Linked DNA regions of Mus musculus: regions 2 and 3 are each linked to region 1. The links are chromatin loops, found by intact Hi-C in ENCODE. Cell type or tissue: heart. All regions are shown on one strand.

Evidence for each region. A loop is a pair of places that touch in the nucleus more often than their neighbours do. Peaks named below come from ENCODE experiments on the same cell type or tissue, not always from the same donor. Only the 100,000 strongest peaks of a DNase experiment are listed, where the experiment ranks them.
Region 2: it touches region 1 in a loop (2.5-fold over the local background); 10 of 42 quality-filtered maps call a loop at or near these places.
Region 3: it touches region 1 in a loop (4-fold over the local background); 9 of 42 quality-filtered maps call a loop at or near these places.

The regions. Positions count from the first base shown.
Region 1 is chr1:184,263,044-184,271,043 of GRCm38, forward strand. No RefSeq gene overlaps it. Among named protein-coding and RNA genes, the nearest start is that of Gm34177, 62 kb to the right of the region's middle. In heart, a CTCF peak has its summit at 134 (motif pointing right); a DNase peak (open chromatin) is centred at 3,168.
Region 2 is chr1:184,444,941-184,452,940 of GRCm38, forward strand. No RefSeq gene overlaps it. Among named protein-coding and RNA genes, the nearest start is that of Gm34229, 17 kb to the left of the region's middle. In heart, no CTCF peak of the experiment used is centred here; DNase peaks (open chromatin) are centred at 2,521, 3,161 and 4,301; H3K27me3 peaks cover 276 bases.
Region 3 is chr1:184,787,596-184,795,595 of GRCm38, forward strand. Mtarc1 (mitochondrial amidoxime reducing component 1) reads right to left here. Exons shown (of 7, transcript NM_001290273.1): 5 at 7,837-7,898; 6 at 7,639-7,710; 7 at 1-246. The coding sequence ends at 120. Among named protein-coding and RNA genes, the nearest start is that of Gm51725, 10 kb to the left of the region's middle. In heart, CTCF peaks have their summits at 3,702 (motif pointing left) and 5,730 (motif pointing left); a DNase peak (open chromatin) is centred at 5,718; H3K4me3 peaks cover 289 bases; H3K27ac peaks cover 508 bases.

The DNA.
Region 1 (8,000 bases):
AGTTAATAGTGTGAGGGATTGGTGCCTGCCTTTCCATGTGATGGGTCTCAAAATGGGCTGGTCACCAGTTGGCCATTCCTTCAGTTATTTTTGTGTATGTATCTGTGTAGGCATGATGTAGTACCAGTGGAGGCCAGAAGAGGGCATCAGACGCCCCTGAAGCAGAAGGTACAGGCAGTTGTGAGCTGCTGTCATGGATGCTAGGAACCAAAACTGGGTCCTCTGGAAGAACAGCAAGTACTCTTACCACCCTGGGATCTCTCCAGCCTCATAGTTTAGACATTTTGGTAGGTTTTAGTTTTATAATGATTAACTGTGTGGTGCCCAAATGGTTAACGACACCAAGCATCTTTTCTTTTGCTTTCTATCTTCTCTGACCGAGTGACCGGTCAAGTCTTTTTATCTATTTTTAAAATCGGTTCATTCGATTTCATTGAAACTGTCAGTTTTCAAGAGTTCATTATCAATTCTAGATACAAAACGCTCAGCTATGCATGAGATTTGACAATATTTTCTCCCAGCCTCCGGCTTGTACTTTGGTTTCTATCTGAGTTTCCTTTCTGTTTTAGTGATAAGCCATGATGACAAAAAGCAGCTTTTAGGGGAGGAAGGGTTTATTTAGTTCACAGTGCCACAGTAGCAGAGAAGTCAAAGCAGCAGGAATTTGAAAGAGCCAGCCATGTCCACCCACAATCAGGAGCAAAGAGCAAGGCTCTCTCATGCTTCTTGCTTGCCTATTCTTGGCTAGATCTCTTCACTCTAGACCTCCTGCCTAGGGAATGTTCACTAGCCCTTCTGCCTAAGGAATGTTACCACCCACAGTAGGCAGGATCTTGAAGTGGTTCTTTGGAAAGTTGGACGGATGGTGTTTTGCTGGGGCAAACACATGAAGGAACATTTAGCTGAGAAACGCACCAAAGAACTTCTGATAGAGCTGAGAAACTTTTGGTGGTGTGCTGCAGTTTCTTGCTGCTTCCAAGGACTCAGGCTGGTTGGCAGAATGATGTCAGCCGAGGCAAGCCACGTGCTGAGGCAAGACCTGTGGAGGACCCGTGATATTTAGAGAGTATAAATAGGACTCAGTGGGCAGTGATGGAGGAAGGTGAGCTTGACCTGCTTACAGAGCTAGTTGTGCAACTCGCTTCTTTGCTGATCTTTGCTTCCCTGAGAGAGGCACAGCCAAGAACTTCTCCTGGTCTCCTGGTATCTCCTGCTCCCTCCTGCTGACTCAAGTCAAGGCTGAGGCCTGGCTGTCTCTGCTAGGTAGTGCCACCATTTGCTATCCAGTGTTTGCTATCCTGACTCTAACGAACTTGGCTGCTGGTGTATCTGTGAGGTGTTTGCTAGTGGATTGAGCTACCGGTCTGCTAACCTGTGAACTGAACTGCCGATTTCCAGACAACACAGACAGGAGTTGCTCCAAAGAGCCCTTCTAAACAGGTCCACTTCCCCCATATCCTTTCTTCCCCACTACCTCTGGTGGGTGGTGAGCTATAAGGGAGGTTAAAGCGTTTGAGCACCATCATTAACAATAGGTTTGAAAAAAATAAAGTTACAGGTTCTTCCCCCATCAATTGAGGAAATCATACCAAACCAACATAGGTCAACCATATCTGGACAATCTCTTTCCAGGCGAGTGCTAGATTGTGTCAAGTTGATAGCTGTAACCAACCAGCTCAATTCTTTTGGCAGAACTTTAGCAGAACAATACTTTTCACTAAAAATAAATAAATAAAATCTTACTTTGGTTTTGTGGACCATGATCTTGGAATCATTTCTCACTTTTTGCCTCAACCCAAATCATGAAGATTTTTCCTGACATTTCCTTCTGGAATCTTTAGAGTTTTATGCTGAATAAAGAAAGCGAATAAACCCTCACTGGAGTTCATCGACACCTGCTTCCTAGAGAGAGTCATCTCTGCCTGCTTCCTACCCGAGGACAGAGTGAGCAGCTATTCACACCCACGGTGCCATGATTCAGCTCCGCGATGGACTGCATTCTCTCCAACCAAGAGCCACACGATAACCCCTTTCTTGTGTTGTTTTCGGTTGCTTTTGTCAGAGCAACAAGAAAAGTAAAACAAATCCATTATTTCACTGGACCGTTTAAACTAACTTGCTTTTCTTGTAACAAAGAAGGGCTTTTTAAAATCTCTTCCCATTCTTTCTGGGGGAGTACAAAATCATTGACCTGTTAGATCCTGGATTTACATTACCCTCCCTGTGTGTGTGTGTGTGTGTGTGTGTGTGTGTGTGTGTGTGTGTGTGTTACATGAAGATGGGAGACCTATGTTAGACTTAAGCATGGTTACCTGGCTTCCTCTTGCTACAACAAGGATGTTGTGTTCCCCAAAAGCACAAGCAAGAAGATGAGGCTGTGTGACGTGACACCACAGGCACTGTAGTGAGCGTAAAACAAACGCACAGATTGTACCTACAACTAGATCCTATAATTAATTGTACCACAAGAGATTCATCCATGCTGGTTATGCCAGACCTTCTGGCACAGCAGGGGAGGAGACTGGCGAATCTTCAGCCCCAGTGTGTCACTTCAGCGGATACTTTGACCTGATGGCAGACACGTGTTGTTGGGATGCATGTCTTTGCTCCTCATTTACAGGTAGAATGGCAACAGCAAGCATTTGTGTGTTCTGTCCTTGCCGGAGAGTGAATGTCTACAGAATGTTCGTGGAGGTGGGGACTTTCCGGTTTCTTTCAGGTATATACATACTTCCTTGGAGCATTCGGTTTTCAGAACCATGCTTGGCTGTGGTACAGGGTTATACCCAGGCTAGGGCCACACTTCGATGATCCAAATGATCGTTTCTGTAGTGTCAAAAGAGTTCACACTGTTGACACTTCGTCTTCATTCCACCAAAGAAAGTAGAAGCGTATTGTTGCGACAGAGGAAGTAAAGGCGTTTTCAAGGTGGAGATCAAGCGCTTTCCCAAAACTTGGTCAAGAGATTTTAGTAACTTAAACAACTGTTAAGCGTGTTGCTCTGGCCAACTTCAGAGACCTTGTGACTCAGAGCGTTCACAGAGCTGATGTAACTGTTCTGGAAGTCTTTTGACTTGAACTTAAGAGTCACTTCCACACAGCTGCATCATGTCCACCTTCAACAGCAATTTGGACCCAGAAAGCACGGAAGGAACAGGGGCAGGAAAGGCCCAAACTAAACCCTGAGAGGAGAATCACACAACAAACCTGGGGTGTAGTTCCAGTCATTGGCCACCAGGGGTCTGTCTTCTCACAAGGAGCTGTGCGCAGAGGGCGTGTTTCTGGGACTTTGAAAACCCAAAGCTTTTCTGGATGTTTGCGGTGCATCCAGATGTTGGTTGTAAAGGTGCAAAAGCAAAGCGAGTTCTCAAAGCCAGGACAAATAACGGGCAGCTTCTCGTTTAAGGATTTAAATGGAGTAGCAGATGGAACTTGTGCCAATCCTTGGGAGAACGACGGAGCGGTAGGTGGCCAAGAGAGTGGAGACCCAGAAAAAGTTAAAAACACAGGCCATCTGTTCCCGGATCTCTTTCTACTTCACCTGGTTTTCACTCTCACCCCTGTGCCGTGCTACAGCTGAAAAACATCACTACCAAAACGTGCTGGGAGAATTTTTATTTGTCTGTCCTAGCCTCCAGAATCGGGACTGGCCCTGCATTAGAATTGGATAACCCAAGTGCCTTTTGACATTTAAAAGTTACACATTGGAGGCCAACCCCAGGAACAAGAGTTGTCTCTTGAGATCTGTTAAGAAGCTCTGCAAATTAAAGAGTTTGTGGGGAGGGGGGGGGCGTCTCTCTAGTGCTTTTAGTTGCTTTGTTTTGTTTTGAAATAGCCAAAAGATTTTCATCACTTAAGGAATTATCTCCTTCGTTCCCTTGCTACTCTGAAAGTGGAGTAGCCACTTCTGAAAGTCGACATTCCTGAGAGTCCAAGATATATTTTCACACTTTTAATTAAAATTTGAAAAGATGTAGCTCTCCGGTCAGCTAATGTGGGATGGGTGACTTACTCGAAGCAACTGTTACTCCATCTAGACATCATAATGGACTCTGGGCCTGAAGAGCTTGTTCCCTTTGAGGGAATGTTATTTTCCTTTGGCTTTATTTGTTGATGTTGATGCCTTTGGGACAGTGATCTCAGTGTATCTAGTGGCTGTGCCCACCAGGCTGGTTAACCAGAAACAAACCCTCAGAGAAGAGTTGCCTCCCGGACCCTGCCTTCTTTATTCTGGTCTTTCGAACACACATAGATGTCTTCATTACAGCTCCGACTCCTTCCAAACTGCACACTCCTTAACCTGATTTCTCACCACGCATGCAGCTGTTTACTAATTTATTACTCACTAAGAACTTCATGCTGTGGCTAAAATTAAAACGGGGACAGCGGTCTGCTCTCTCAAAACGATGCCGAACTAGTGGAAAGAATTCTAAAAACGTATTTTTAAGATGTATACATTGTTGTGCACACATGCACATGTCTGCCTGTGTGTGCATGCATGAGGTGGGGGCATGCACTTGTGTGCAAATGCCCTCAGAGGTCAGAAGAGGACATTGGATTCCCTGGTGCCTCAGGCAGTTGGGAGTCACCTGACTTCGATGCCAGGGGAGCAGGGGGGGGGGGAGGAACTCATGTCCTCTGGAGGTTCAGCTACCTCTCTTAACCACTGAGCCACCTTTCAGCCCCAGCAATTCCTTAAATACACTTCTGGATCTAACTGAATATTCTGAGCATGAGGTGCCACAGGCATTTGTGACCTAGAGGCACTCTCTGATCACCCACATGACACATCTTCAGCTTACAACTATTATGTCTAGAGATCACTGTCGCTGAAATCTGCGGTTCAAGAGCTATGTCAGCAGAACCCTGATCCACATGTTCAGATAAAATAGCTGCGCAAATCCTCCTTCCAATATCATTTCGTTAAGCTGAGATACCCAGTCGATAAAAAGAAAACCAGAAATTCTCTCCGAAAAGCCATTCTCACTTGGCTCCAGTTATCTGGATATAATTGTTTTTACTTTATTATTATATTTAAGCCATGACATCTGTTTCCAAACTGTTCTGGGATAGAAGAATTAACAGGAAGCAGGCTCTGCAACTGCACTCTCTTCTCCCCAAGCCGAGCATCTGTGGGGAGTGATGAACATGGTAAAGAGAAGCAGCGAGAACCTGAAGGGACTCCCAAGTGCTCAGGAAACGGCAGAAGTTTGAGATGGAGAAGACCATCTCTCTGTCTCTTCCAGGAGCCAGTCCCAGCATGCACGGTACCGCAGACCTAAAAGCCAGGCAAATGGGCTTGTCCCTGGGAGGGATGAAATGGGAAGAAAAATTTGCATGTTGTTCCAGATGCCAAAACCCATCTGGTCACTGAGATTTCAAAAGCGCTAACCCAGTGGCTGTGGGGCTCTGTACACTAAGTCTGTAGAAGGTAGTTCCAGCCCCAAACCTCCCTCTGTGTGCTTGCATGTAACTGCTGAAATCTAACTCATCTGCTGGATATAGACGTTGCCTTCTTCTTGCTGTTTTCTACTTAAGGAAGTTATAGATGTATTGGTTTCATTAAAGTTTTTTATATGTTAGCCAAGACCCAAGAACAGGCACATAAAAAGTAGATTTGGGTTTCACCAGCAGATTTCCCTGACCAACAGGACAGCCAATGCTTTCATTGATCCCCCAAAGAACACTCGATGGTTGGATTTTATGTTGTGGACACAATGACACCAGGAGCTCCTAGAACGGAGGACGATGTCATCCTTGATCTCTTTCCTTTTTAATTTTCTTACATTTGTTTATTTCATGCATGGAGGAAGCTCATGCTATGGCATGCCCGTGGAAGTCAGGGGACAACTTGATGGATTCAGATTTGTTTTGATCTTGGGTGGACACACACACACACACACACACACACACACACACACACACACTCAGTCAGATGTAAAACACTCCCACCACGATGGTAGATAACAAAGATCTTCAATTTCTCTTTAAATAGCCTTTACATGTATTTATACATTCTGTAATTACATTATTAAAAGTCCTCAAGACTGTGTTTTATGTGTTTTCCTTGATGAATTAATTAATGCTGAAATTTTGTGTCGTATTGTTTTTAGTTTAATTTTAAAAATTCATACTCATATACTTTCTTAACATCATTTCTACCCCTTTCCTCTTCTCCTCCAGCTTCTCTTATGCTTCCCTACTCCTCCACAAATTCATCACCTCTTCTTTAATAACTGTTGCACATATATATATATATATACATATACATATATACATATATATGCATGCATATGTATATATAAAGTACAGCCTGCTGAGTCCATTTTGTGTTGCTTAAATGTATGTATTTAAGGCTGAGCACTTGGGATTGGATAATGCATTAAGTGGCTCGGCTTGGCTTGACTCTTCCCTCAGTCTTCCCTGCAGCTCTTCATCTAGGGATGAAATATCTTGTCACCATCATAGTAAATAAAAGCTAAGTCTTTCTACTCAAGACATAGATTATTAAGACTAATAAAATGTTATAATCCAATCAGAAAGAAGAAAACTCAATGAGTGATAAAACACATACAGGGAAATCACCAACCGGGAGGAATCCCGTGCAAATATCCTGTTGGCATGCCAGTGGCTACCACTGTTTAGGCTGCCAGATTGAGATGTCATGGCTGTAGCTTTCTAAAAGACACCAGTGTTCCCCCTGGTCCTCGGGCTCTTATAGTCGCTCTGTGTCCTATTCTGCTAAGGCCAAGGCAGAGGGGTGGTCATGTACATGTACAAACTGGGGTGAGACACCCCACAGTCAGCTGTTCTCTGCATTTCAATCAGTTGTGGGCTTGTGTAGGAGCCTCTGTCGTCTGTAGAAAGCAGCTTCAATTGTGAGAGGCAAGAACTACACTCATATCTGAAGATATGAACTATAAAATGCATTAACTTTAGTTTTGTCTTTTTTTTCCAAATTCTAACCTTTTGAGCAGCAATATTTTTTTTTCTGTTCCTATAACCTGCTACCATGTTGGAACATGATTTGGGGGGTTATCTAAATCTATGCTCCCAGGCTGTGGTCATTTATATTTTGCTCCAGAATAAACTAGAGAAGTACGCTTTTGTGTGAGCAAAAGTACATAAGTAGGCTCGCATTCACATTTATTTTTTTTTAAGTACAGCTTACTCTGCACTTGAAAGTTTTAGTTGATGCTTTAAGTGATGGTACCTCTCCCCGGAACTAGAAACGGAGAGTTCACTCTCAGTGTTTCATCTCTCAGAGGACCATTTGAAGTATCGCCAACACCTTTCCATTAAGTGAATGTGAGACACGGGAACCAGTTCTCTCTTCTTTTAATACATTGGTTCCTAACCTGTGGGCTTTGACTCCTTTGGCAAGCCTCAATCTTAAAAAAATTTACATTATGATCCATAACAGTAGCAAAATTACAGTCATGAAGTAGCATTGAAAATAGTTTTACGGTTGGAGGTCATGGCAACATCTGAAACTGTATTTAAGAGTCACGGCATGAGGAAGGCTGATGGACACTGCTTCAGTAAGAGGCTCAAGGCAGAGTGAGCCACCATGCAGATCACAAAGACCTGGATTTCAAGAAATAACTTAAGTTTTCTGAAAGCTGGTCCTCTAGGGCTTGGTTCTCTTTCTCTCATCCAACGAGGGCATAATACTTCTCACTACTCTTTCCACCCAAAGGGTCAGAGGTATATTTTGTTTCCATGTGTTTTTAGGGGCTATGTGTATGTACAGTGTGTGCATGTGTGTATACATGCATGTGGAGGTCAGATAGCTTATTCTTTTGTGACGCAGTTGTTTTTTGAGTCAGAGTCTCTTACTGAACCTGGAGATCAGTGATCCAGCTACAGTGGGTAAGTCCTAGGATCTTCTGTTCTGCCTCCCCAGGACTGAGATTACAAGCATGCTCCCTACACACCCTTTACATGGGTGCTGATATCACATACAAGTCCTCCTCCTTACCCATCAAGCATTTTGCTGT
Region 2 (8,000 bases), 180 kb after region 1:
ATCTACAAGGACATTGACACCAGGGTGCAGGGAGCATCAGGGATGTCTTAGCAGCTGGGAGCCTGAAATGGCCAAACTTCACAAAGTTAGCATATAAAACCAGATAACTTTGACGGGTATCCCAAGTGCCAGCTGTATCAAGCTTAGGGTGACCTACATACAGATAATGTGTCAAGGTCAAGATCTGAATGATCTGCCATGCCTTGGAAACAAAGGGTGACCGATTCTGTTGTCAACACCAGGAAGCCAAGAGGCTAAAGAGAAACAGCATGCCCGTTCTGAGGCATCCGCCATACCACACTTGTCACGGGTACCTGACAGTCACCTAGGGCATGCAAGCAGCTTGACATAGGCTCCAATTTAGAAGCTTCAAGACTTCACATCATAACAATCTATCATAGAACGTACACCACAGCATAATATAACTGATCTTATTTCTCTCTCTCCCTCTCTCTCCTCTGTCCGTGTCCGTGTGTGTGTCCGTGTGTGTGTGTGTGTGTGTGTGTGTCCATGTGTGTGTGTGTACATGCATGTAAGACAGTTAAAGAAGTCTTCGAGAAAAGGATAGAGGTTGTTTTGACATGTAGAAATCTCTAGTTTCCTCGGATAATAAACACATCTCAGTTTCCATAGTTGGTAGCTATGAGTCTATCTGAATTAATGGGAGTGACAAAAACCAAATGGAATTTAGAAATATCTAAAAAGATATTCTTGTTGGGTGGTCAGTGATGAAGGTAGAGTCATTTCATGTAGCCCAGGATGACCTTCAATTTGCTATATAGCAGAGGCTGCTCTTAAAATTCCTGATCCTGCTGATCACACCTCCGAAGCATTTAACTCACACCACTACATTCATGTCTTTTTCTCTATTTTCATTTTTCGGCATTCCCTTTTTGAAGTAGGTTTCCAATATAGCCCAGGTTGATTGATCTAGCATTATTGTGCAGCCCAGGCTGCTAAAATAATACTTTTTTTAAAAAGTAAAAATGGCTTTAAGGTCTATCCTATGAGACAGAAGCCTCCCCTGAGACTGTTAAAATGTCCAAGAGGCTGAAACTATCTGGGCCATGGGCCTAGTGAAAAGTCGGCTATGGAATACAGCAATAAAATGACTCCTACTGCTATGCCCACAGCTCAGAGCATTGCTCGATTCCATCAGAAAAGCTTCTTCTTGCACTAGAAGACTGTTAGCACAGGGATCTGCAACTGGGCACTATGCAGGGAGTAAGGGCCTTTGGAGCACATGATCTTAAATGGAATGTCTTCATTAGAGCCCTGCCCTCGAGCTTCAGGGAACTGTGTAGAAGAGGGGAGGAAAGACTATAAGAGCCAGACGTGGTGGCTGACACAATAGGACTGAGGCACATATGAGCTCATAAGGGCTGTGGCAGCACGCACAGGTCTAAGCCAGATGAGTCCAGAACTGAGAGGGGGAAGTGGACACAGGGTTCCACCACTACCCAAGATGTTATTTGCCATTGCTACCTTCTGGGAAAGAGGAAAATCCGTTTTCTCCAATGGAGTGTCATTGGGTATATCAACCACACTCCAGGGCTGGCTTTGGGGCCAAGAGGAGTGACCAACACAACACAAACCAGACATGGTGGTGGTGGTGGTGGTGGTGGTGGTGGTGGTGGTGGTGGTGATGTGTGTGTGTGTGTGTGTGTGTGTGTGTGTGTGTGTGTGTTTCATTTTGGCATTTTTTAAATATTACTGGGTTTTTGTTTGGTTTGATTTACATTTTTTCATTTCTGTTCTTGTCATTTGAGAGAGAGAGAGAGAGAGAGAGAGAGAGAGAGAGAGAGAGAGAGAGAGAACATGAAGTTGGTGGGTATGAAGGTGGGGAAGATCTGGGAGGAATCAAGGAGGTGAAATGTGATCAAAACCTATGGAAAAATAAACAATTTTAAATAGGTACAAAGAACTTAAAATATTGTTAGGATTTGTTTACCTAAAATGTTAGGGAATGTGTGCCTTCAGATTTCTTCTATTCTCTAGAGCTCTGAGCAAGGACAACACCATGTAAAACTCTGTCCTCAGAGGCACCGATGCCCAGTGTGCCCCACACTCTGTGTTCTCTCTGAGTAGCTCAGGTGCACACAGCGACCATTCCTAAGTCTCACTATTGACTGCTTTCTCCAAACCTGACTCTTGGGTTGTCCTCAATCCAAGCCCTTCCTGCTTTCCTTCAGGAAGAATGACACGGTTACAGCTCCAGGCCGGCTTTTGTTCTCCAGTATCTGAAATCCTCAAAACTGCTTCACTTACTTGTTAGCAATAAAGCAAAATTGCACAGTTAAGAAAATTGTTGAGACTATAAAAGCACTTGGCTCCTCTCCCCTAATCCAGAAGGTACTGTGTGTTCTTTGGATCCCAGACAACGCTTTGGGCAGTTCCAGATAAGGTATCCAATAACTTCACTCTGTGTCCTCATTTTTCTTGCCCTCATTCCAGAAAAAGTTGGACAGCTGCCTCCTAAATAATTTTATTGTGAGGAAAGTTATTATGAAAACATACTCCACTGGTTTTCACTGACCTCCAAAACACACTCCCTAATTAAGTGCAAATGGGAGCTGACTTGGAGCAGGTTGTCTCTGATTTTGGACTTGGGAGCCTTCTTAAAGTTTATGAACTCTATACTCGAGCTCTGTCTGCCAAACGAGGAATTTCTTATTTCATTTGGTGACTGCTCTGAGGTTATATAACGCTTCCCCAAAAGCCCTGGATGCTGAAGATGCGTAAACCATCTGTCTATGCTGAAAAGTCAGAGAAAGAGAGGGAGGGAGGGAGGGAGGGAGGGAGGGAGGGAGGGAGGGAGAGAGAGAGAGAGAGAGAGAGAGAGAGAGAGAGAAGAGAGAAGAGAGAAGAGAGAAATTCATTGCCCCTTCTATCTGTCTCCGAGTACAACTAATTATTTATCCAGAGGAATTTCCTTGTGGCTTTTTATTTTAATATTGAGTTCCTACATAACCATAAAATTTTACAGTACTGAAGAGGCAATGATGGTATTCATGCCCTCACGTCTTTTTATAGGAGCCTATTTGGCTTTAATATTTAAAGAAACCCGAGGACCTGGCAAAGAGAAGCATGAGAAGAGAGGCCCAGAGGAGGCAACTTGTGCTTCATCTCGGGCCTCCAGTCTTTCCCTCCCCAGCCAGCAGGGGGCAGTAGTAATAGAGGCCTGGAAGCTGCTTCCTTCTTGAACTATGAAGAGACTTAAACAAGGAGAAATGATGAAAGCCAAAGGGGTTTCTCTGACCTCCTCTGGTCCTCCCTGGCAGGAGTAAGCCTCTGGCGGATTAACTTCCAGGTCCTTCGCCTGCTAACTTAGGTTGTGGCAAATATTTGGACGGCAGCCGTTAAGTGGTAGTCTCGAGCCCACGCTCTGCCAAGCTGAATCCCACCATCATTTGATGCAGCCTTTTGACAAAGAGAAACGAAGCTGATGAGTATTTCTGATGTCCTGAAGGTGAAGACACTGAGGCTTAAAGCCGTGTGCAGATTGCTCAAGGTTACAGAGCTAAAACTGAAACCCAGACTAAGGAAAGAGTTCAAAGTTTCTCATCGTTGACCCAGGTACCAAGCTTTATTTGAAATTTTGGTTTCTTTGATTTCGTTACTTAATTTTTAATAGCATGTAGTTCAGGCTGGCCTTGAACCTGTGATCCTCCTCCTTCAGTCCCTGAGAGGCGGGATTGCATGTGTACGCCACCACAGGCAGTTCATCGTTAAAATTATTTTACCTGACAAAGCAGATACAAGTATTTTTTTTTTTAGCTTTTCTTTTTTGTTAATTTCTGACATGGAAAACTTGAGGTAAACAACCATCAGCTGAAGTTGAACACTTCTACATCAACAACCAGTAATGGACAGAATGGTATTCCACCAGCCTGGCTAACAATGGTGACATCATTGAATGGTTTTGTGAACTTTGATGTTGGACACTCTTTCTTTCAATGGTGTAACATCATACCAACTAGACACTCCGTATCACCCTGACTCTCTGTGGCTGTTTGAGCAACATGAGACTCTGTGAGGAGCCCAAGGCTTGCTCTCGGGCATCTGGGTTCGATGCCAATCCTAAGCACTGTTCTGTGTGAAAGGATTCATCGTTGGCCAAGGATTAATTGGATCTGGTGATGGTGAAGCAGGCAGATGCAGGGGAAGCCATTAGCCTGGCTTAGCGCCATAGGAAGTGCTGGGTCCCAGTGATGACTGGGACACTGTATCAAAACTTGGAAAACAAGGAGAGAACTCAAACAAATGTCCAGATGTTTTGGTTGTGGGTGCCAAAGGTCCAGATGTCTGACAAACTCTCCGAGAGTTAATTGCGTTTGTCGGTGCTCGCAGGCAGACTTGGTACATCATGATCACAGGCTATGGCTGAGGGTGAGCGGAGGTTAATGTCCTTCCCGGTCCTGCACAGGGCTCCTTTGTCATTAAGGAAAGCTGCAAAGGGATACAGACTTCCGTGCCTGCCGAAAACATTACTGAGAGGCAAAAGGCAACTGGGTTTTCCACAGGCTCTTAAACATCTTAAATCTAAAATAAGTAATTGTTTTTGTTTTTGTTTTTTTCTTTTTTATCTCCTAGGCTGTTTTTTTCATCTTTAAAAGATATCATGAGAGATCTAAATAGGGCCCAGTTCTCTCTCAATCTGTTCATCCCAAGCAGGCTGGTATTAAAACGTTGAATCCAAAGTTCAACTATCTTCTTCTGTCAAATACTATGGAACTATTTCATTGTCATATAGGCTTAAAGTAAGAGAAAAATAATGATTTTCCTATAATCTAACTTACATGGGTCCTGTCGTTAACCAGTCAAAGAAAAGCAGGTAGGAAGACAGCTTTGAAATTAAGATTTCAAAATACTGTAGAATAGTGTTTCCTATAATAATTATTGAACATTCCATTCCTATGAGCCCTGGTTTTCTTTTTCCTTTTTTCTTCCTTTGTCCTTCCTTCCTTCCTTCCTTCCTTCCTTCCTTCCTTCCTTCCTTCTTTCCTTCCTTCCTTCCTTTTTTCCTTCCTTCCTCTCTTTCTCTCTTTCTTTTCTTTTTTCCTTTTTTCTCCTTTCCTTTCTTCCTTTCATATTAAAAATAGCGTGTGTGTGTGTGTGTGTGTGTGTATATACGCACACCCGAGTGTATGTGCATGCATCACGTGCTCAGAGTGCCCACAAGGGTCAGAAGAGGCATCTGTCCCCTGGACCTAGAGTTACAGACTCCAGCTCCTCCATGGGAACTGAACCTGGTCCTCTGTGAAAATTATAAACACTAATCTTAACCACTGAGCCATCTCTCCCACCTTCCCTTCCACTCTCCCTTCCTTTCTTCCTTCTTTCCTTCCTAACATGGTCTCATGTTTCCAAGCCTGACCTCACCTCCCTCCACAGCAGAGAATGAATAGCCTGGAACCTCTGATCCTCTCTTCTCTACCTTGCAAGTGACAGGATCCTAAGCACGTACCACTGTGACCACTTTGTATGATCCTGGGGACTGAACTCAGAGCGTCCTTCATGCTAGGCAAGCTACCGGTGAGCTACAACCCAATCACAACACGTCCTCCTCCTTCTGTTCCGCATCTCTAAGAAGGGCTACACCAGACACACATGGAGGCAGGATACTTGACCCGAACCCAAAGCCAAGCAACTAGTAAGAGTATTTTTAACTGAGTATACAGTGTTTAAAGGAACCCCAGCAGCTCAAAGAAGTTGGAGATGTATTTGCCTCAGTTTGTAGAGATTGCACAACTTGACCTGATCCGCTCAGGTCACATGGAAGGAGAGAAAGGTAGTTAGTGGGTGCAGAATGCTCTGTGTGCTCCTGTGCATTCTATATGACTAGTCGAGTTCAAGGATGGTCTATCATCTTAAGAAAGCCCTTTAACAGTGAGAGGCTTCAGTTTCCAAACAAACAAACCAAAAGTTTAAAAGATAATTGTTATGGGGTTCCTCCAAACCCCTTTCTACAGCAGTCATGATCTGTATCTATTTGACCTAGTTCAGAGATATAGATGAAGCAGACAATGGTCAACACAGTACCCGGGGTCCACCTTGAAGGGCAAAGGATGAAGTATTAGAAGAACACATAAAGTCCGTGCTTCTCAAACCGAGGCGCCTTCTGAGGTCCCTGGGATCCTGAGAGAAAGTCCGAAAGAAGCAGTTGCTCAGTGCATCCAGTTTGCAAATGTCCCTGAAAAGCCTACTCTTGGATGGTGGCATAAGTATTTTTTGTGGGACGGAACTTAAAGCTATCATACATCTGAAGGAATAAAACAGGAGACAGTGAAGATAACATTGAGCGTGAGGCTTCCTTCTACACAACGATCCCTTGCAGAGGGAATTCCATGCTGAAATACCTGAGGACATTTCATTGCTGGAAAGCTGTGTGGGGTCTGCAGCACACCCCTCATGGTCTCTCTGAACACAGCATGGCAAGGATAGGGATCTAGCAATGACCAGAGGAGGGTAGAGGGGCCACCAAAGCTGTCTCCCAGCTTCTTGGACAAGATGCTTGGGATCGTTGGATTATTTAAGGTGTTTGGGAGCTTTTTTTTTTTTTTGAACACATGCTGCCCTGGAAATCACTACTCAGCCAGGGCTTAGCCTTGAGCTCACAGCAACTTTCCACCTCGGCTTCGCAAGTACCAGGATTACAAGCACCAACCATCAGAGCTGATTTTTTAAATCCCCCATTCCCTGAGATTCCTGGCTGAGACTTGGTTTATCATCTGAGAAAATGTTTGTCATTCCTAGGACTCACTCGCAATTAGAATTTTACAAAGCCCCAGGGGGTGGTCCCACATAGCTAGTGTTCTAGCAATACTGTGAGTTCTTGCTGTGGAGTACTATACTCCTTCTGAGAGGCTGGGCCAGCTTATTCCCAGAGTACATGCTCCTTTGCCCCTCCTAAAACCTCAGGCCTGCTTCCCTGACTCACAGGAAGGAGGGTGTGTGTGACAGAGTACTACTGAATGCTGTCAGAGGGGAAAGTGTACCAATGTGTTCTCACCAGAAATCTCCCAGTAAGAGCTGAAGGGGTAAGGTAGTCATTAAGACAGCTTGCTATCGCTGTTCTGTCAGATGACTGTAGTTTGGATGCTAGCACCCAGATCCCAAGGCTCACAGATGCCTGTAGTTTCAGCTCCAGGGAATGTGAGGCCCAGTTCTGGATTCCATGGGTGCACACACACACAAAGCATACATGTGCCCGCGCGCGCGCGCGCGCGCGCGCACGCACACACACACACACACACACACAAATAGGATAAATCTTTTGTTAAATAAAGAAAACAACAAAACAGTCTCCTAATAGGAAGATGAGCAGATGTGGGAGGAACTGAACCAAGGGCCTGTGAAACCTCAGGTCATGTGACCTAATACAGGCTGCCCACCATGGCTCCTGTATTAGCTTGGACCGACCAGTCTGTACAGAGTCCACAGCTCCTGGTGTGTTTTCCACAGTTCATTCCTTCTTTCTTCCTCACTCAGCCGAGAACACTTTACATGAGCTCCGCTCATATGGTGGTAAATCTTGACTTGAACTGACACAACACACACGGATTTTCCTCCTACAGTCTAGGGAGAAAACACCTTGATTCCACATCTTTAAAAATGTGCCCACACTTGGGCACAGTCTGCTACATCTGACTACACTGTGGATTGTAACACGCCATGCCCATACCATGTGACCACTCCCAGATCCCCAAATTCTGAAGTTCAGAATTTGTCCGGCCCAGAGGTTTTAAAACAAGGCTCTGTGAGTCTTTTGCGGCCCAGGCCCAACCCAGAACAATACAAATAGACTAATCCTATATCCTCGGAATTTTCAAATCTTGAGATTTTTTTGTCCAGCCTATGTAACAACTGATTCTTGCCTTCCTCTTGCCCTGCGTGGGATTAAATGCGGAGCCTTTCATCCGCAGGAACGGACCACGTCAGTATACCATAGCCCTCACACACATTTAATATGAATTCACCAGTGCTGATTTAATACATAT
Region 3 (8,000 bases), 520 kb after region 1:
GAAGAGAAACTTGGAACTGGCCGATCCAAAGAACAGGCTGAAGAACTGTTTCAAGCGATGTCTGTTTGTAAAAGTTTTTTTTTAAGAGCCATCTGTTCTTCCAGAACGAACAGTTCCCATCACTGGCCCAGGAGGTACACAGGGTCTCCCACTCTGATTGTCCCTGGATTTTCCAGAGCGAAGTATTGTCCAAAGATGGGTAACTTTCCATATAGTGCTTGCTCGGAAGGGTCACACAGGCGGTAGCTGCAACAGGAAAAGATCCCGATGAGTCACAAGGACAGGAAGAACTTGGACCCCACGTGGCTTTGTCAGGGCTGAAGCAGGTATTCACCCAGCCAGGTGGGTGGTGCCTAGAGCAGAGTTCCAATCAGCTCTAATGGACCTGCACCCTCGGGGATGGGGGGTGGGGCAGAGAGTAACAGGCCAGTTGGAGGCACCAAGAATGGCCAAAAGCTACATCATCTCGACTTTTCCCTACAGTGACATTCCTTTTCCCAACATTAAGAAATAGGTACTTGGGACTGGAGGGATGGCTTAGTGGTTATGAGCACTGGCTGCTCTTCCAGAGGACTAGGGTTGGGTTCCTAGCACCCACACCAGAAGGCTCATAACTGCTTGTAACACTTGGGTCATATCTGCTCCAATTCCTTCCTCTGGCTCTGCTATGACTGTATACACGTGGCACACAGAAGACTAGAAGCAGGCAAAACACTCAGGAACAGTAAACAAACTGACAAAAAAAAAAAAAACAAATAAGCTTAAAATTTAAGAAAAACTTAAAATTAAAAAAAAAAAAATCCCATATGCCGGAGTATGTAAGTATGTATAATGGGATCCTATCTGACTTGCTGCTCTCACCAGACATGCCTGGAATTTTCCTTTTCTCTCACAATTCCTCCACAGTGTCACCTAGTCCAAGGTCACAGACAGACTCTCGGCCCCTCCACTGCATCTCTCCCTTCCCGGCCCATGGTCAGCCAGAGCAGGGGCCCTTGGAGGCTATCTTCTGATTTGCTCCCTTCTCTCACCCGCATTGTTCCAGCGTTGCTGCCGACGCGGCAGACGTACGTGAGAAGTTGCATTATTTCTTAGCCAGCTCTCTTTATTTTTCATCCCCGTCCCCACATCAACTTATTGTGGACACTATTCTATGTTTGTCTTTTTAAGAAAAGGGTTTGCTTGTTTTTACTCCAACATCTGAGTTTCTCCCTGCATTTGCATAAGCACATGTGTGCAGGGGCTGAGGGTGCCAGAAAAGAGCTCTCCTGAAGCTGGAGTTCCAGGTGGTTATGGGTGTCCACAATGGGTCTTGGGAACTGAACCCTGGTTCTCTGGAAGAGCAGCTCTGCTTTTAACCACTGAGCCATTTCTTCAGCCCCATGCTGCCTTGACTTCATTTGGACCTTATTATTCTTTAACTAAGAACGCCTCTCTGGCTGCCCCGTGCATAAAGAATAACACCGCAGGGGCTGGGAGAGATGGCTCGGTGCTTTAAGAGCATTGACTGATCTTCCAGAGGTCTGAGTTCAATTCCCAGCAACCACGTGGTGGCTCACAACCATCTGTAATGGGATCCAATGCCGTTACATTCTGGTGTGTCTGAAGACAGCTGCAATGTACTCATGTACATAAAATAAATAAATAATTCTTTAAAAAAGAAAGAAAGAAAGAAAGAAAGAAAGAAAGAAAGAAAGAAAGAAAGAATAACACCGCAGCTCTACCACATGGTGTGCAAAGCTCTGTACCCAGCCCCAGACAGCTTTCTTAAACTTTTCTCTCCTGAGACATGCTGTGCCCATGTAACACTGCAGGATGACCTACTGTGCTTTATCTGGCTTGCTGACTCCTTTAGCCATCCCTCCTCCCATATAGCCATCCCTCCTCCCCCATAACCATCCCTCATCCCTATCCCTCCTCCTCGTCCCCAGGAAACAGAATCCCACCTTTCTCTCTAGGCTCTGCTCAAATGTGACGTGCTCCATGGAAGAAGCCCATAATCCCATAAGGAAGCAGCAAGTTCCTGGTTTTTTAACTTCTCTGTTCTTGTCATGTGTTGTCCTATAGGTTCAGGTCACATGTCTGTCTGTTCTATGGGACAGAATGACCTGGGGAAGTCAAAGTGTGTCCAGTTCCCTTTATCCACTTACACCCAGTTCTGGGCTTTGTCAGCCACCTCTGGCTCACACTGCTTGTTGGATGGCTGAGTGTTGGTGAGACCCTTAAAGACAGTGTGAGCTAGATGTGGTCATCCCAGCACTCAGGAGACCGAAGTTGGAGGATATCAAGTTTAAGGTCAACCTGGCTACATAGCAAGACCTTACAGGAGGGTGTGGAGGGGGTGTGTGGAGGAGGGATACGTACCTCTGCCAGGCAGAAAACTCAAGAAGCCATGGAGTGTTCTTACACACAGCCTGGAAATGTCATGGTAAGACCCTGCCCACAGCACCTTTCCACCAGGAAAGTTTCTTTTAGTTTCTCACTTAAGCTGACCTCAACATTATTATTGAAATTAATAATTTTTCCTACTTTACCTTTAAAATATTACCTTGTAAAAACTTGGCACTACCTACTCTTCAAAACATAAATGTCTGATGAGAATAGAGACTCAAACAAGATCCCAAATGTTCAGGGTCAAAAGGTACAATCTAGGCTATCCTTGACCTATTGATCTTCCTATCTCTGCCTCTTCAGCATCTCTTTCCAGTTGTGCTACCACAACCAACAGAGATCTAAATTTTCTGTTGAGGAAGTAGATTTGGGGCAAGATCTCATGTGGTCCAGGTGGGTAAGGGGCTAACTGAGGCTCTGATGACTTAGAACTCTGATCCTCTCCTGCTGGAATATCAGGCCTGTGTGACAATGGCCAGCTTAGGAGGTGCTGGGGATCAGATGGAGGTCCTTATGTGTACTAGGCTTCCTAATGTAGCCCTGAAGCCCGGCACATTGCAGCTATTCAAGAAAGGAGTGGATAGATGGATGAATGGATGGATAGATGGACAGATGGACAGAAGGATGGATAGATGGACAGATGGATGGATGGATGGATGGACAGATGGATGGATGGATGGATCAATCTATCAATCGATGGATGGATAAAGCTGCTAATCTGGGCTATCTCAGCTTGCATAGAGTGTTTCCAGATGGCATAGCCTGCAGTAGCCTTGGACCCATGAATTCAGGTATCTCTTCTTACTTCTCTCTCTCTTGGTTGCCACGTGATGGAAGAGACACTTGGGCATGGGGTGGGAGGGAGAGAGCATTTGTTTATGTGGCTTGGCATGTCTTATTCCCAGGCTCTGCACTTTTGGGCTGAGGAGTCTACCTCTCTCAGGGACTCCATGCACCTCTTACACATTTGCATATGCATCAAGCACTTCCCACAATAGGCTAGCCCTTTTTTACAAGCCTTAATAGGAATGTGTGACATCCTTGCTCTACATTTGCGTCTCAGAGGCAAAACCTTTGTGCCCCAAATCCCATCTCTAAATGCTAGTCTGGTATCAGAGCCCAGAAGGAAGATCAGGAGCTCAAAGTTATCTCATCCGCTAGCAAGAATGATACCACACTTCATATCTACATATTCCTAGGCAACCCTCTTCCCCAAGCCTGGTAAGAATCCAGAGATACAACCAATCACATTATCATTATCCTGGACAGTTCCTAAGTGTCAGGTGAGAGAGACCAAGTGAGGTCAAGAGCGGCCTCTGGTGGACATAACTAGGTATTACAAGAGGTGTGTACCAAACCTTTCTATCAGTAGTCTGATGAATGAATCTTCTCTCTCTCTCTCTCTCTCTCTCTCTCTCTCTCTCTCTCTCTCTCTCTCTCTTTCTCTCTCTCTCTCTATCTAGCTATCTATCTATCTATCTCTGTCTCTATCTCTATCTATCTATCTCTAATATCTATGTCTGTATCTATATCTACATCTATATCTATATATCTATACAAATATATTGATATCAAATAGAGATACAGATATCCGCATATCAGCATATCTTTTGCATATGCAGGCCTGTGTGACACTGGCCAGCTTAGGAGGTGCTGGGGATCAGATGGAGGTCCTTATGTGTTCTAGGCTAGCACTCAAGACCTTGAGATATAGCACCATAATTACATAGATGTGTGAGGTTGTCAAAGAACATATTAAATTAGAATTTGAGATAATGTATCACTTTGTAGCTCAGAATGACCTGGAACTTAACTATGTAGACCAGGATAACCTCAAATTGTGCCAGTCCTCTGGCCTCAGCCTCCAAGTAGCTGCCACCATACTGAGCAATAAATTACATTTCCACCCCCACCCCCCCCAAAAAGACTCATGTATTTCATTTTGGTGCATCTAAAAATGCAATTACTCTGATCAGTAAGAGTCCCTAAGAGATGTTATTTATCCTAAACAGAGGTCCCTGGACTGGACATTGTAGCTCAGGGGTACAGCACACATGTTTGAGCCTCTGGGTTTCCTCCCAGCACTGAAAACAACCATCAACAAACAACTCTTCCTCCTGCCAGACGTCTCCATCCTTACATGATGGTGTGAGCCGAGTCCATTGTAAAGTGCTGTACACGAGTGAGGAGCAGGTGTGAGTCACACTGCCTTCTGTGCTCACACCAGTGACCTGGCTTGACCACAGGCAAGGTCCCTAGCCACTCCCCATGTGGAGATCCCAGAGCGATGGGCAGCCTTAGGTCCACCTCTCTTCGGAGGCCTCACTGTCCACCTTCAGGGCTGGGTTCTGAGTTAGGCATCATGTGGCAGCTCCCAAAGGGTTGACACATGGACACTGTCCCCACTCTGGGCTACCAATGGGGTTGGGTTAAGTGTCACTGAAAGCAGCTAGCCTTAAGAATAGAAAGTTCTGGGGGCTGGTGAGAGCAGTGGTTAAGAGCACTGACTGCTTTTCCTGGAGGTCATGAGTTCAAATCCCAGCAACCACATGGTGGCTCACAACCACCTATAATGAGAGACAAACAAACAAACAAACAAACCAAAAAGCCCCTATTGGCAGGAGCAAGTGGGGGCCAAAGCAAAGGGAAGTGGGGGAATAGAAAGTTCTTCTGACTTCTCTTACTCTCAAGTGTCAAATAGATACAGCAAGATGTGGAGGGGCTTGTTTGCTGGGGCCTGTGGTCAGGACCTGGTCACCTATTGAAAAATGATACAAGTTGCTTTATTCCAGCTATGTGAAATCCTCTTACAAAAAAGAAAACAAAACAACAAACAATCAAACCAAAAAAAAAAAAAACCCACAAAAAAGCAGGGGCTAGAGAAACGGTTCAGCATTTAAGAGCAATAGCTGCTCTTCCAGGAAACCCAGGTTCAATTCACAGCACGCCATGGAAGGTCCCAACTGTCTGTAACTGCAGTTCCGGGGGGATCCGTAACACCAGGCATGCATGTGGTGGTGTGGGGGATCCGTAACACCAGGCATGCGTGTGGTGTGCGTATATATGCGTTCAGGCAATACCCATACACATAAAAATATTAAATAAATAGATCTTTACATAAAACAAAACAAAACAAAACCCCCTGAAACCTCAAGATCCCAAGCATGCTAGGACAGAACTCGGTGACAGAACGCTCTTAGCCTATCCAGCATCAGTCCTTCGCTGGACTAATCCTCTACCGCTTTGTCTCGCTTGCCCCGCTGGGTACAGTCGGTCAGGCAGGTGGGTGAGAGCTCAGCTGCCCTGCCTAGCACAGTCAGTGCAAAGCAGCGCCATCTCCCGGACATCAGCAAGTTGCCGCCGGAGGGCTGCGTGCTCATGTGGTTTATACCCGTGCACCCGGAACTCTCCTACTCGATTTATGACCACCTGTCCCGGGAAGGGCGTAAATCACTATGTCCGTGGCACTTTAAATCTCAGGGAGAGATAGGAGAAGACACCTAGGCCGGTAGCACTGTCTCCCTGGTTATTAGAAGCAATTAGGGCCCGACTGCTGGGCTTAGAGAAGCCTGCAGAAGATCAGGAGGTGAGTACAGGCCCCTGTGATCACTCCCACGCTGTGATCACCCCCACGCTGCCGCTTCCTGCCCTTACTCTGTGTTTTGGGTCCATTACTCTTTCTACAAACATAGCCTCCCAAGGGAGGGGCTCTGACAGCGCAGAGAACCAGCCGCAGTACCCAGAGTGCTTTGAGGAAGAGATGGGTCTGCAACTGTGTGAGCCTTTCAAGACTAGAGAGAAAGGAAGTCTGAGATCCCGCAGTGTGTGAGGGAGAGATCAAAGGTGACAGCCAGCTCCTGAGTCTTTTATCTGACCTACACGTAGACTCATCTAAGTTTTCCTCATCTCCTATTTTATGAGGATCAGAGCCATGTCTAGTGATATATATAGTCCAAGCTACCCAGGAGACTGAGACAGGAGAATCAGAAGTTCAAGGCTTACCAAGTTCAAAGCCAACCTGAACGTCCTAGGGGAACCCTGCCTCAAAACAAAAAGTAATGGCTGCTTTAGAGCACTTGCTGCTCTGGCAGAGATCCGACCGAGTTACGTTCCTGGCTTCCACGAGGCGACTCACAACTGTCTACAACTATAGCTCCGGCCGGTGGTGGCGGCGGCGCACTCCTTTAATCCCAGCACTTGGGAAGCAGAGGCAGGAGGATTTCTGAGTTCAGGGCCAGCCTGGTCTACAAAGTGAGTTCCAGGACAGCCAGGGCTATACAGAGAAACTCTGTCTCGTAAAACCAAAAAAACAAAAACAAAAACAAAATACAACTATAGCTCCAGGGGATCTGATGCCCTCTTCTGGCCTATGTGGGGACCATACACATACAAGCTACACACACACACACACACACACACACACACAGAGGGGGAGAGGGAGAGGGAGAGGGAGAGGGAGAGGGAGAGGGAGAGGGAGAGGGAGAGGGAGAGGGAGAGGGAGAGGGAGAGGGAGAAGGAGAAGGAGAAGGAGAAGGAGAAGGAGAAGGAGAAGGAGAAGAAGAAGAAGAAGAAGAAGAAGAAGAAGAAGAAGAAGAAGAAGAAGAAGAAGAAGAAGAAGAAGAAAAAGAAGAAGAAATAAGTAAAAATGATGGCTGGAGACAGAGCTTAGGGTAGAAGCTTGCCAAGCATCATGAGGTCCTGGATTCAATCCCTAGAACCTAAAACCAGAACAGATTGAGGGCCTGGCCTAAGGAGACTTGCTGACAGTAACAACACTGCAATTGCTGGGTCTCTTCCCACTGTCCAGCCTGCCTGTCTTTCACTTTGCTGTGTCTCCTCCATTCCATGGAAGATAAAAAGACCAGATCCTCCACTGCTCTGATGGCATATAGATACAAATAAGAGCTGTCGTGTGTCCCCAAACCTGCTCCTCTGGGGAATTTTGCCTCACATAGTGACATTTCCCACAGTGCCTTATGGGAGTCCCTATCCCACCTTACCCCCATTACCCTCTGGAGATACCTTCCAAGACCCCCCCCCCCGGTGGGAACAGCAAATTATAGGCAGTATGGAACCCTGGGCATAATTATCTTTTCTGTACATACCAACTGCCTAGTGGCCAGGACTCCCTAAAGCTCCCATTCTGCATGGGTGTACTATTTCCACTGTTTCCCCTTACAAATGTTAATAAACATGGCTCCTCAGACGCCCAGACCCCTGGATGAGACCCCACACGCCTGGTTCTACCTCTTCAGTGTTTCCAGAGGCTCCTTCCTGTCCGAGATGCCAGTGTCTGGATCCACTGTTGTTAAAAGGCACCTAGACACACACACACACAAAGCATTGCACGGGGAACAAAGCAGAGAGGGCCTGCCATCACCCTCGCCCTCACTCCCACCCCAACCCCACCCCATCCCCCACCACCATGACAGGAAAGGGTCTTACCGGGTACAAGCCATCACCCGTTTCAGTTCCACATCTCCAATGAGAACCTCGTTCCAAGAATCCTAGAAAGTAAAGAACAAATTCCCAGGAGCTCCTTTGGGCACTCACCTGTGCAGGGACTTGTGGGAAGTCATACCTAATGATGTCATTACATCAGAGGTACT